Regions from separate parts of the Homo sapiens genome. Here region 1 is linked to region 2. Evidence: read pairs that join two places in POLR2A ChIA-PET (ENCODE). Cell type or tissue: Caco-2. All regions are shown on one strand.

Evidence for each region. Peaks named below come from ENCODE experiments on the same cell type or tissue, not always from the same donor. Only the 100,000 strongest peaks of a DNase experiment are listed, where the experiment ranks them.
Region 1: POLR2A ChIA-PET joins it to region 2 with 11 read pairs; 4 of 35 experiments call an interaction of 5 or more read pairs at or near these places.

Annotation. Positions count from the first base shown.
Region 1 is chr2:32,584,579-32,589,578 of GRCh38, reverse strand. The region is part of intron 66 of BIRC6 (baculoviral IAP repeat containing 6); the gene reads right to left. Among named protein-coding and RNA genes, the nearest start is that of BIRC6-AS2, 12 kb to the right of the region's middle. In Caco-2, no CTCF peak of the experiment used is centred here; no DNase peak of the experiment used is centred here.
Region 2 is chr2:32,162,744-32,167,743 of GRCh38, reverse strand. SLC30A6 (solute carrier family 30 member 6) reads right to left here and starts at 1,880. Exons shown (of 14, transcript NM_017964.5): 1 at 1,841-1,880. The coding sequence starts at 1,843. SLC30A6-DT (SLC30A6 divergent transcript) reads left to right here and starts at 2,005. Exons shown (of 1, transcript NR_185886.1): 1 at 2,005-2,703. RefSeq lists an enhancer at 44-560. In Caco-2, no CTCF peak of the experiment used is centred here; a DNase peak (open chromatin) is centred at 1,973; H3K4me3 peaks cover 2,385 bases.

The DNA.
Region 1 (5,000 bases), 420 kb before region 2:
TCAGGACTTTTTCATTTTTAGGTATAAGAAGCAGAGGTAAAAGAGTGTTTTTCAACAGAAATCAAAGTAGGAGGGCTGGAACTGAAATTTTTTTTAACTAAAGTGCTAGAAGATCCAGCTTATGGGGGTTAAAATAAAAGAGTCTGGTAGAAAATATGCCTTGAAAGATGTAAATCAAGTGATCTCCCATTGCTTAGGTATATAAAAAGGAAGTGGGGTACTTGTACAAGTGACTTCAGTTATTTAAAACTATGATGAACAACTTTCCATTAGGAAGAAACTTTGAGATAGCTAGGAAAAACGGCAATAAAAGATGCTTGCTTCAATGCTGTTCAAAGAGAAGTTAAATATCCAGAACACTTTACACTGAACATAGAGTCATTTGTGTCATGCCCTGGCAGCAAATAAGATTTTTTTATTCACAATAAGTTTCTCTCTCAAATTTTTGGTGAAACCATCAAATACCAACTACACTAAATACGATTTTTGCTTATTGGAGTACAGCAGAAAAAGTCTGCACAAAAGATCAGATATAAAAAAAAGGCTTTGTTCCTGCTTGAAGGAAGCTATGAAATACCATATTTATTCAAAAGTAAAACTACTATGGCTATATTTTAATTTCATCTTAAGATAATACCAGCTGGAATGACCAGCAGGAGATAAATTTCACCAGAACTAACTTGTAAATGCTAAAGGGTCCCATCTTCACAGAGTGACTATTTTGTGGGTAACAGAATGAATTTTCACAATAGATAATAATATTTAAATTCAAGTAAAAACAATATGTATGTACAGATTTAAAGTATTATGTTATCCACGCCAGAAATCCCTTTATTAGTGGAGGTAACTGAGAGTTACTTTCAAGTTCTGTCTTTTCTAACAGTCTAAAATAAAATGTTGAACAATACTCATAAATGGGGAGTGTTTTTGCTTACTCTTTAAATATCAAGTACTGCTGCATAAATCCTTTAACCATCTCTTCTTGACAAAGGAGCTAAAGATATTAGAAATATAGGGTACATTAAACCACAATAAAATGCAGGAAATGGAAAATAATACTGTGTGTGTGGGAGCAGGGGGCTTCTTTTGGTAATGCCATTTTATCACCAAGACATTGCCCTAATCTACGAAAGTGGATACCAAATCATCTTGAAAAGACAGTAGAAAAGTACATCCATCAATAATTAAGAAAATTTCAGAAAAATCTTATTTATTTATTTATTGAGACGGAGTTTCACTCTTGTTGTCCAGGCTGGAGTGCAATGGCAGATCTTGGCTCACTGCAACCTCCGCCTTCCAGGTTCCAGCAATTCTCCCACCTCAAGCCTCCTGAGTAGCTGAGATTACAGGCACCTACCACCACGCCTGGCTAGATTTTTGTATCTTTAGTAGAGATGGGGTTTCACCATGTTGGCCAGGCTGGTCTTGAACTCCTGACCTCATGTGATCCACCTGCCTCCCAAAGTGCTGGGATTACAGGCGTGAGCCACCACACCCAGCCTTATTAATTCTTATTCAGTTAATACTGCAAGAAAAACATCGACAGCTAAAGCTGACCTACTCTTCATAAAAGTGATTATAAAGTTGCTACCTGCTCATACTAGAGAGATAACCAAACACAATGAGTCTCAGTTTAGTTTGGTAATCTAGTAATTAGACGTGACTAGAATACTATGGATATTTAGTGAAATATGCTGCCCTTTAATCTCCTATCATAGGATATTACAAATTCTTCAGGGGAGTGAAAACACATGAGTAAAAGGAAAACAGTAAGAAAATTCTGTAAAATGCACATTATTCTATGTATTTTTTAAATTATCAAAAACAGGTTATTTTCTTCTCTTTTTATTTTTCTGAGATAGATTCTCGCTCTGTCGCACAGGATGGAGTGCAGTGGCGTGATCTCGGCTCACTGCAACCTTCACCTCCCAGGTTCAAGCGATTCTCATGCCTCAGCCTCCTGAGTAGCTAGGATTACAGGTGCACACCACCACGCCTGGCTAATTTTTGTATTATTAGTAGAGACAGGGTTTTGCCTTGTTGCCCAGGCTAGTCTCAAGTGATCCACCTGCCTTGGCCTGCCAAAGCACTGGAATTACAGGCATGAACCGCCACACTTAGCCCAAAAGCAGATTTTTTTCAACTAAAAATATTTTACTTCATTGCCATCATTTAAAAATAATTTTTTTTTTGAGACGGAGTCTCGTTCTGTTGCCCAGGTTGGAGGGCAGTGGCGAAATCTCGGCTTACTGTAACCTCCACCTCCCGGGTTCAAATGATTCTCCTGCCTCAGCCTCCCGAGTAGCTGGGACTACAGGCGCGCACCATCATTCCCAGCTAATTTTTGTATTTTTAGTAAAGACAATGTTTCACCATGTTGGCTAGGCTGGTCTTGATCTCCTGACCTCATGATCTGTGTGCCACAGCCTCCCAAAGTGCTGGGATTACAGGCGTAAGCCACAATGTCCGGCCCCTTAAAAATAATTCTTAAATATCCTAAATATTAGAACCAGCTCAGAAGCTCCATGCTCTGATTTTTAATTAATCATTTACACACAAACCTAATTATTATTTGGGAGTGAAGTTTAATTTAGCAGATAAATGTTTTGAGACATTAGGAGGTATGAGTTCTTATCATAGCTATGTCACTAACCATCAGAGAACTGAGAACAAATAACAGTCTGTATGAACTTTGTTTTTCTCATTTATAAAAAGGTGGAATTTGAACTACCCGAATGCTAAAATCTATAGATAATATGAACAAGTTACTAAATGTAATGTGCCCAGAAAGACCTGCTACGAAGTAAATTTTACTTAGCAACAGACTTCAAATTCAGTAATTAAGACTGGTTGAGATTTTGGCCGGGTGTAGTGGCTCACATTTGTAATCCCAGGACTTCAGGAGGCTGAGGCAGGTGGATTGCTTGAGCTCAGGAGTTCAAGACCAGCCTGGGCAGCAAGGGGAAACCCCATCTCTACTATAAACACAAAAATTCGCCGGGAGTGGTGGTGTACGCCTGTAGTCCCAGCTACTTGGGTCAAGGTGGGAGGATCGCTCTGGGTGGTGGAGGTTGCAGTGAGCCGATATAGTGCCACATAGCCTGGGTGACAGAGTTTAACCCTGTCTCAAAAAAAAAAAAAAAAAAAAAAAAAAAGGACTGCTTGAGATTTTGTCTGAGATAATACAGTGAAAACTGTCGTGAAACATAAAGCTCATATAATGCCATTTGATAAAGAATAAAGTGATCATTTTATACTAATATGTTATGCTTCTGAGGCAGAAACACTAAGTCAATTTATAATTTTTTTTTAAGTTGTTTTTTTTTTTAAATCACTTAAGTAACAGAGTAAGTTGTATTTAGGCATTTAATCAGTGTTTTCCAACAACCAATTAAGGCTTAAATTTAGCCATTATACAAGCGTGAATCCTAATGATCAATGAACTATTTGGGTAGTGGGTAGTAGTGGTATATAAAAATAGAAGTAGCTAGACTATGGGTCAATCAAACTATCTTTCTTCATCAATACTGTTTTCCATGATGAACATCAACAGTATCAGAAGGCTTAGAAGCTAAATCTCAGCTTTATTACCTATTACTAAGTTTGTAATGTAACATTCTAAGCAACAGATTCATTTTCTATCAAATAAGAATAGTACATACTTTCTTGCCCACTACATAGAGCAGAAAAATCAATATATACCTAAGCAATTCAGAAACTATAAATCCTACATAAAAGTTAGGACTGTATTATTAACTCCTTATATTCTTATATAACTATACGCAACTATGTATTTATTACAATGCATGCTTGATTTAGGGCAGATTGGCTTATTTTCAAGAAACAAGAAGAGAAAAAAATGAAAGCACAGAGGCTGGAAAAGAAATACTGTACTAATCGGCTGGGCACGGTGGCTCACACCTGTAATCCCAGCACTTTGGGAGGCCAAGGTGGGTGGATCACCTGAGGTCAGGAGTTCACGAATAGCCTGGCCAACATGGCAAAATCCTGTCTCTACAAAATATACAAAAATTAGCCGGGTGTGGTGGCACGCGCCTGTAGTCCCAGCTACTCAGGAGGCTGAGGCAGAAGAATCACTTGAACCTGGGAGGCGGAGGTTGCAGTGAGCCAAGATCACGCCACAGCACTCTAGACTGGGTGACAGAGTGAGACTTTGTCTCAAAAAAAAAAAAACAAAAGAACCAAATATTGTACTAATCAAAATTTAATTGGTAGAACAAAAGGAATGCATGAAATAATTTTGTTTTGTATCTGCCTAAGTCGTCAATCAGAACATTTCTAAAATTGATTTTCACCAAATTTTGAGTCCTCACAATCGGTATGGAATGAGGCTTGGAGTCTGTGCATCAATAAACATCTTTTCACAGGTTGTCTTTGGCCCGTGTGCAACATTGCTTGCACCTGATATATACCCTTTGCTACTTTTCAAGTCTCTTTTTCTGTCTTGGTCCTTAGGAAACTATTTCCTCCCACTCTTTATAGGCCTAAACCCCAAAAATATTACATACAAAAATGACTAAATTATAAAACTAAAGAAGTAAGCCAGAATCTAAGGCTTTGGGGATAGAATTAATGATAATCTGGTATATTTTTTTCTGCCAGAAAGAAAGGGGTTTCAATCACAAAGCGATTGAATATTGCCAGCCTAAGGGCATCTAAAAAAATAAAACGTTTATGGTTACAGGAATTTTCAAACACTAGCCCAGGGAATGGATCTCACCTAGAGTGCAAGTCCTTGATGGGTGAATACTAAGTTTTTTTCTTCTGCCTAATATGATAGTAGGCAAGTAGAGGAAATAAGCCTCTTAAACAATTCCTCTGAAATAAAATAAAGAACTACTTAACATTATACAGGCAAATAAATTAAAAAGAACCAATATTTAGGGTTTAATCAACCATTTTCATTCAAACTATTATTAAAAATAATTTTAATTGAACAAGAAAAACATACAATGCCAGCATCCTGATATGCTCCACTT
Region 2 (5,000 bases):
TATAGGCAAGTTAAGTTTCTATTGTATGTATTCGTTTTGTGCAGCTTTATGTAACAAAACTGGTGTGTGTGTGTGTGTGTTTGTGCATATAAAAGCACAAGGTACCACCAGAGCACAAAGGAGAAGCAACTAAGAGGATACTGGAACATGAGGGAAAGGTTCATGAAAAATAATTAAGGATATATAAGGGTTATTCTGATAAGGACAGCCGATAGAGAACAGAGAACAATTCTGGGGATGGAAGAGCATATGCAAATTAGGTACAAAGGCTCAATTAATACAGCATGATTTGCAAGCTATTCACTGTGGCTGAAATACGGATGTTGCATACATGTATGCATTAAAAAAAAAAAAAAAAAAAGAGTTTGTGGCCTGGCACGGTGGCTCACGCCTGTAATCCCAGCACTTTGGGAGGCAGAGGCGGGAGGATCACCTGAGGTCAGGAGTTCGCGATCAGCCTGACCAACATGGAGAAACCCCGTCTCTACTAAAAATACAAAATTAGCCAGGCGTGGTGGCGCATTCCTGTAATCCCAGCTGCTCGGGAAGGTGAGGCAGGAGAATCGCTTGAACCCGGGAGGCGGAAGTTGTGGTGAGCCGCGATCGCGCCATTGCACTCCAGCCTGGGCAACAAGAGTGGAACTCCGTCTCGAAAACAACAACAAAAAAAGAGGCTGTAAAAGTAAGAAGCTTGATAATGAGTGGCTTTGTATGCCATGCTAAACAGGACTTTATCTTGAGTGCTACAGAAAAAAAAAAAAGGAGAAAATTTGAGTAAGGGAGTGATGTGGTCAAATTTTAGAAATATAACTCTGGCTACAGGCTTCACAATGGTGAATGTTTTGAAGAAGAGCGTAACTGAAGGCTATTTGATCATTAGCCAAAAAGTGTAAACTTTTACCCATTTTCTGTGTGCAAAAGGATTACAGAAAATTTACAAAACATAAAGTGTGTGAATGAGGCATTTTCCCGACCATATCCACTTAAGTAAAAAACTTAGTACAGTGACAAAAGCTTAGGCACAGAAATGTGGTCTCTTTCTCATACGTAGGCTATCAATAAGTACTCCATAAATTTTTCTAATAAATGCATTTTCAAAAGGCACACGCCACTTGGACACTTCAAATCCCAACCAACTGCTTATCTTTAAAGTTCAGAGCTATATATTTGAGCTCTAAAGGCAAAGAATGACTAATTCTAACAAATTTGAGAGAAAACACCATATCCCAACAACCATAACGTCTACTGGGTCTTCCATTAGTTTCTACAAACCCAGAAATAAAGCAGCAATAAAATGTCCTACCAACACCTTGACTTTCTGTAGTTACTGCGCTTATGAAATTTGCTGCCGTAATCAGGCTACTTAATATTTAGTAAAGCCAAGTTGCAGAGTGAGACGTCTGCCCTAAAACCCTATTACTAACCTTTTTTTTTTTTTTCCGCTGGCGTTATCGCCACTGCTCTAAGAATCACTATTACAGTTGTTGCTGTGGACTTGTTTTCAGATCTTTTGTTGGTGGCCTAGTTGTTGACGCTGGCAAAAACTTTTATTACCTTAAAGAAATCTCGGCAGAGGGAAGTCAGAAACTCGCCAGGAGCTGAAAGCTCTGCCTGCAGCGGGGCCTAGATCGTGAGCGCCTGCGGAACAGGTGAGGGACCGAAAGGGACCAGAACTCTGAAGGGGAACATTTTGGGAGACAGCCGCTCCTGCCAAGGGGCCCGACTTCAACTCCAATGACCCCTCCTCTGGGTGGCTGAGGGATTTCAAGGTCGCTTCGGGACCAAATAAGATAAACCGAATCAGCTACAGCCGAAACCCTCACCCCAACAGCCAACTCACCATGATAAGGAGCTGCACAGCTCCCGCCGGAAGCCGTTCTGGGTGCTCGAGTTTTCCCAGAACGGAAGGGGTGGGGCACCAGTGGGCGATTGGCTGTGAGGAAAGCGTGGGAGGAAGTGCGTGCTCTGGCCTCCGGCTTCCGTCCCCTTCCCGGCTGTCCCTGCACTCCGTGGCGGAAGGCGGCTAGAGCGGCTCCCTCTGAGCTCTCCGAGAGATTGGTCGGGACCTGAAGCGTTGAGGTTAAGGGCAAGGCAAGGAGCAACGAGGAGTTTTTCGTTACGTTAGAAAAATTTCGTTGCGTGCTGAAGCGCTTTTACCTGTGTTGTATGATTTAACCTTATGAAAATGGACAGTATTCCAGTTTTACAAGTGAGGAAAGAAGATTAAGAAACTTGCCTCCGCCAGGCGTGGTGGTTCACTCCTGTAATCCCAGCACTTTCGGCGGCGAGGCAGGCGGATCACTTGAGGTCAGGAGTTCGAGACCAGCCTGGCCAACATGGTGAAACCCCGGCTCTACTAAAAATGCAAAAATTAGCCGGGCGTAGTGGCACGCGCCTGTAATCCCAGCTACTCTGGAGGCTGAGGCAGGAGAATCGCTTGAACCTAGGAGGCGGAGGTTGCAGTGAGCCGAGATCGCGCCACTACACTCCAGCCTGGGCGACAGCGCGAGACTCCGTCTCAAAAAAAAGAAACTTGCCTTGAGTCCTACATATAGTTTGCTGTAGTAGCAGAATTTGAACTCGGACCGACTAATGGTCTACTTAATAAAATGCTATTTGGATTCTCTATAAAATTAATAATATAGAAGTAATGTTAATTATAGAAAACTTGGAAAATATTAAATTCATTCGATAAAGATTGAATATGTAGCACGTGTGTTTGTCAGATACTGGTCTCGTGAAAATTATATTCTGGTAGGGAAGACAGAAAACAAGTAGGGATAAAGAAATTTTTAAAAGATATTCATAAGTAGTGTCGTGTAGAAAACTGGGTATAGGTTGAGTATCCTTCATCCCAAATGCTTAAGACCAGAACTGTTTCAGATTGTGGCTCTTTATCTTGGGGATGGGGCCAGAGGCTAAACTTGAAATTCATTTATGTTTCGTATACACCTTATGCACATAGCCTCAGGGTAATTTTATGCAATTTTAAAAATTGTGTGTGTATCAAACAAAATTTTGACTACAGCTTTTTACATGCGGTCAGGTGTGGAATTTTCCACTGTGGCATCGTGTTGATGATCAAAAAGTTTTGATTTTGGAGCATTTTAATTTCAGATGGTTGGATTAGGGTTGCTGAACATGTAATGGTATACAGAACAACTGAGTAGGTGTGGTGCTCACGTCTGTAATCCCAGCACTTTGGGAGGCCTAGGCGGGCGAATCACGAGGTCAGGAGTTTGAGACCAGCCTGGCCAACATGGTGAAACCCTGTCTGTACTAAAGATAAAAAAAATTAGCTGGGCGTAGTGGCGGGTGCCTGTAATCCCAGCTGCTAAGAAGGCTGAGGCAGGAGAATTGCTTGAACCCGGGAGGCAGAGGTTGCAGTGAGGCGAGATCGTGCCCCTGCTCTCCAGCCTGGGCAACAGTGCAACACTTCATCTCAAAAAAATAAATAAGAAGTAAAAAATAAATAAAATCGTAGGTATTATCATCTATCGACAATCTGTTCTCCACACTGCAGCCACAGTAATCTTTTTTAGTAGAGGAGAGGTCTTGCTATGTTGCGCAGGCTGGTCTGGAACTCCTGGGCTCAAGTGATCCTCCTGCCTCAGCCTCCCAAGATGCTAGCATTACAGGCATGAGCCAACACCCCTGTCCTATACCTAGGATTTAATGAACATTCAATATGTGGTAGGCAGTATTCTAAGAATTTGAGGCCAGGCACAGTGCCTCATGCCTGTAATCCCAGCACTTTGGGAGGCTGAGGCAGGCAGATCACTTGAGGTCAAGAGTTTGAGATCAGCCTGGCCAACATGGCAAAACCCCGTCTCTACTAAAAATATAAAACTTAGCCGGGTGTGGTGGCAGGCACCTGTAATCTCAGCTACTCGGGAGGCTGAGGCAGGAGAATTGCTTGAACCCAGGAGGCGGAGGTTGCACTGAGCTGAGATGAAGCCTGGGTGAGAGAGATTCCATCTCAAAAAAAAAAAAAAAAAGCCGGGTGCAGTGGCTCATGCCTGTAATCCCAGCACTTTGGGAGGCCAAAGCGGGTGGATCACGAGGTCAGGTTTTTGAGACTAGCCTGGCCAACATAGTGAAACCCCGTCTCTATTGAAAATAGCCAGGTGTGGTGGCAGGAGCCTGTAATCCCAGCTACTCAGGAGGCTGAGGCAGGAGAATCACTTGAACCTGGGAGGCAGAGGTTGCAGTGGGCCGAGATCGTGCCATTGCACTCCAGCCCAGGCGACAGTGCAAGACTCTGTCTCAAAAAAAAAAAAAAAAAAAAAAAGCACGATTATGTGTTAGCTCATTTAATCCTCATAACAGCCTTTGACATAGGTACTACTATTATCCCCTGCTTGGGAAAATCACACACCTAATCAGTGGCAGATTATAGACACGTGCCACCACGCCCGGCTAATTTTTGTATTTTTAGTAGAGTCAGGGTTTCACCATGTTGTGCAGGCTGGTCTCAAATGCCTGACCTCAGGTGATCTACCTGCCTTGGCCTCCCAAAGTGCTGGGATTACAGGCATGAGCCACTGCACCCGGCCTGGAGAGGTACCTTTAAACCATATAAATATCACATTCCTCATTATGCTTGTAATTTGTTTATGTTTGTATTCATATATTCACATGAGCTCATGGTTTATTTCTTCTGATGGGTTATAATTAATTACTACTATTACTTATTTTGATGCTCAAATTTGTCCAGTGGGAACCCTTTTAATCTGTGTGTCATTTCAATGATTCATCCTCATCAATCTTTGGGCACTTTTTCTCTCTGGCACAAGAAGTTCCACACTCATGTATTTTCTCTGCCCCAGCCCTGAATTTAGCCATTTTATCAAAGAGTCTTGGTTCCTTTAGTTGATGTTATGGACTGAATATTCGTGTCCCTCAAATTCATATGTTGAAGCCTTCACCAGCAATGTGATGGTCTTTGGTGATTCAGCCTTTGGGAAGTACCTAGGGTTAGATGAGATAATGAGGATGGG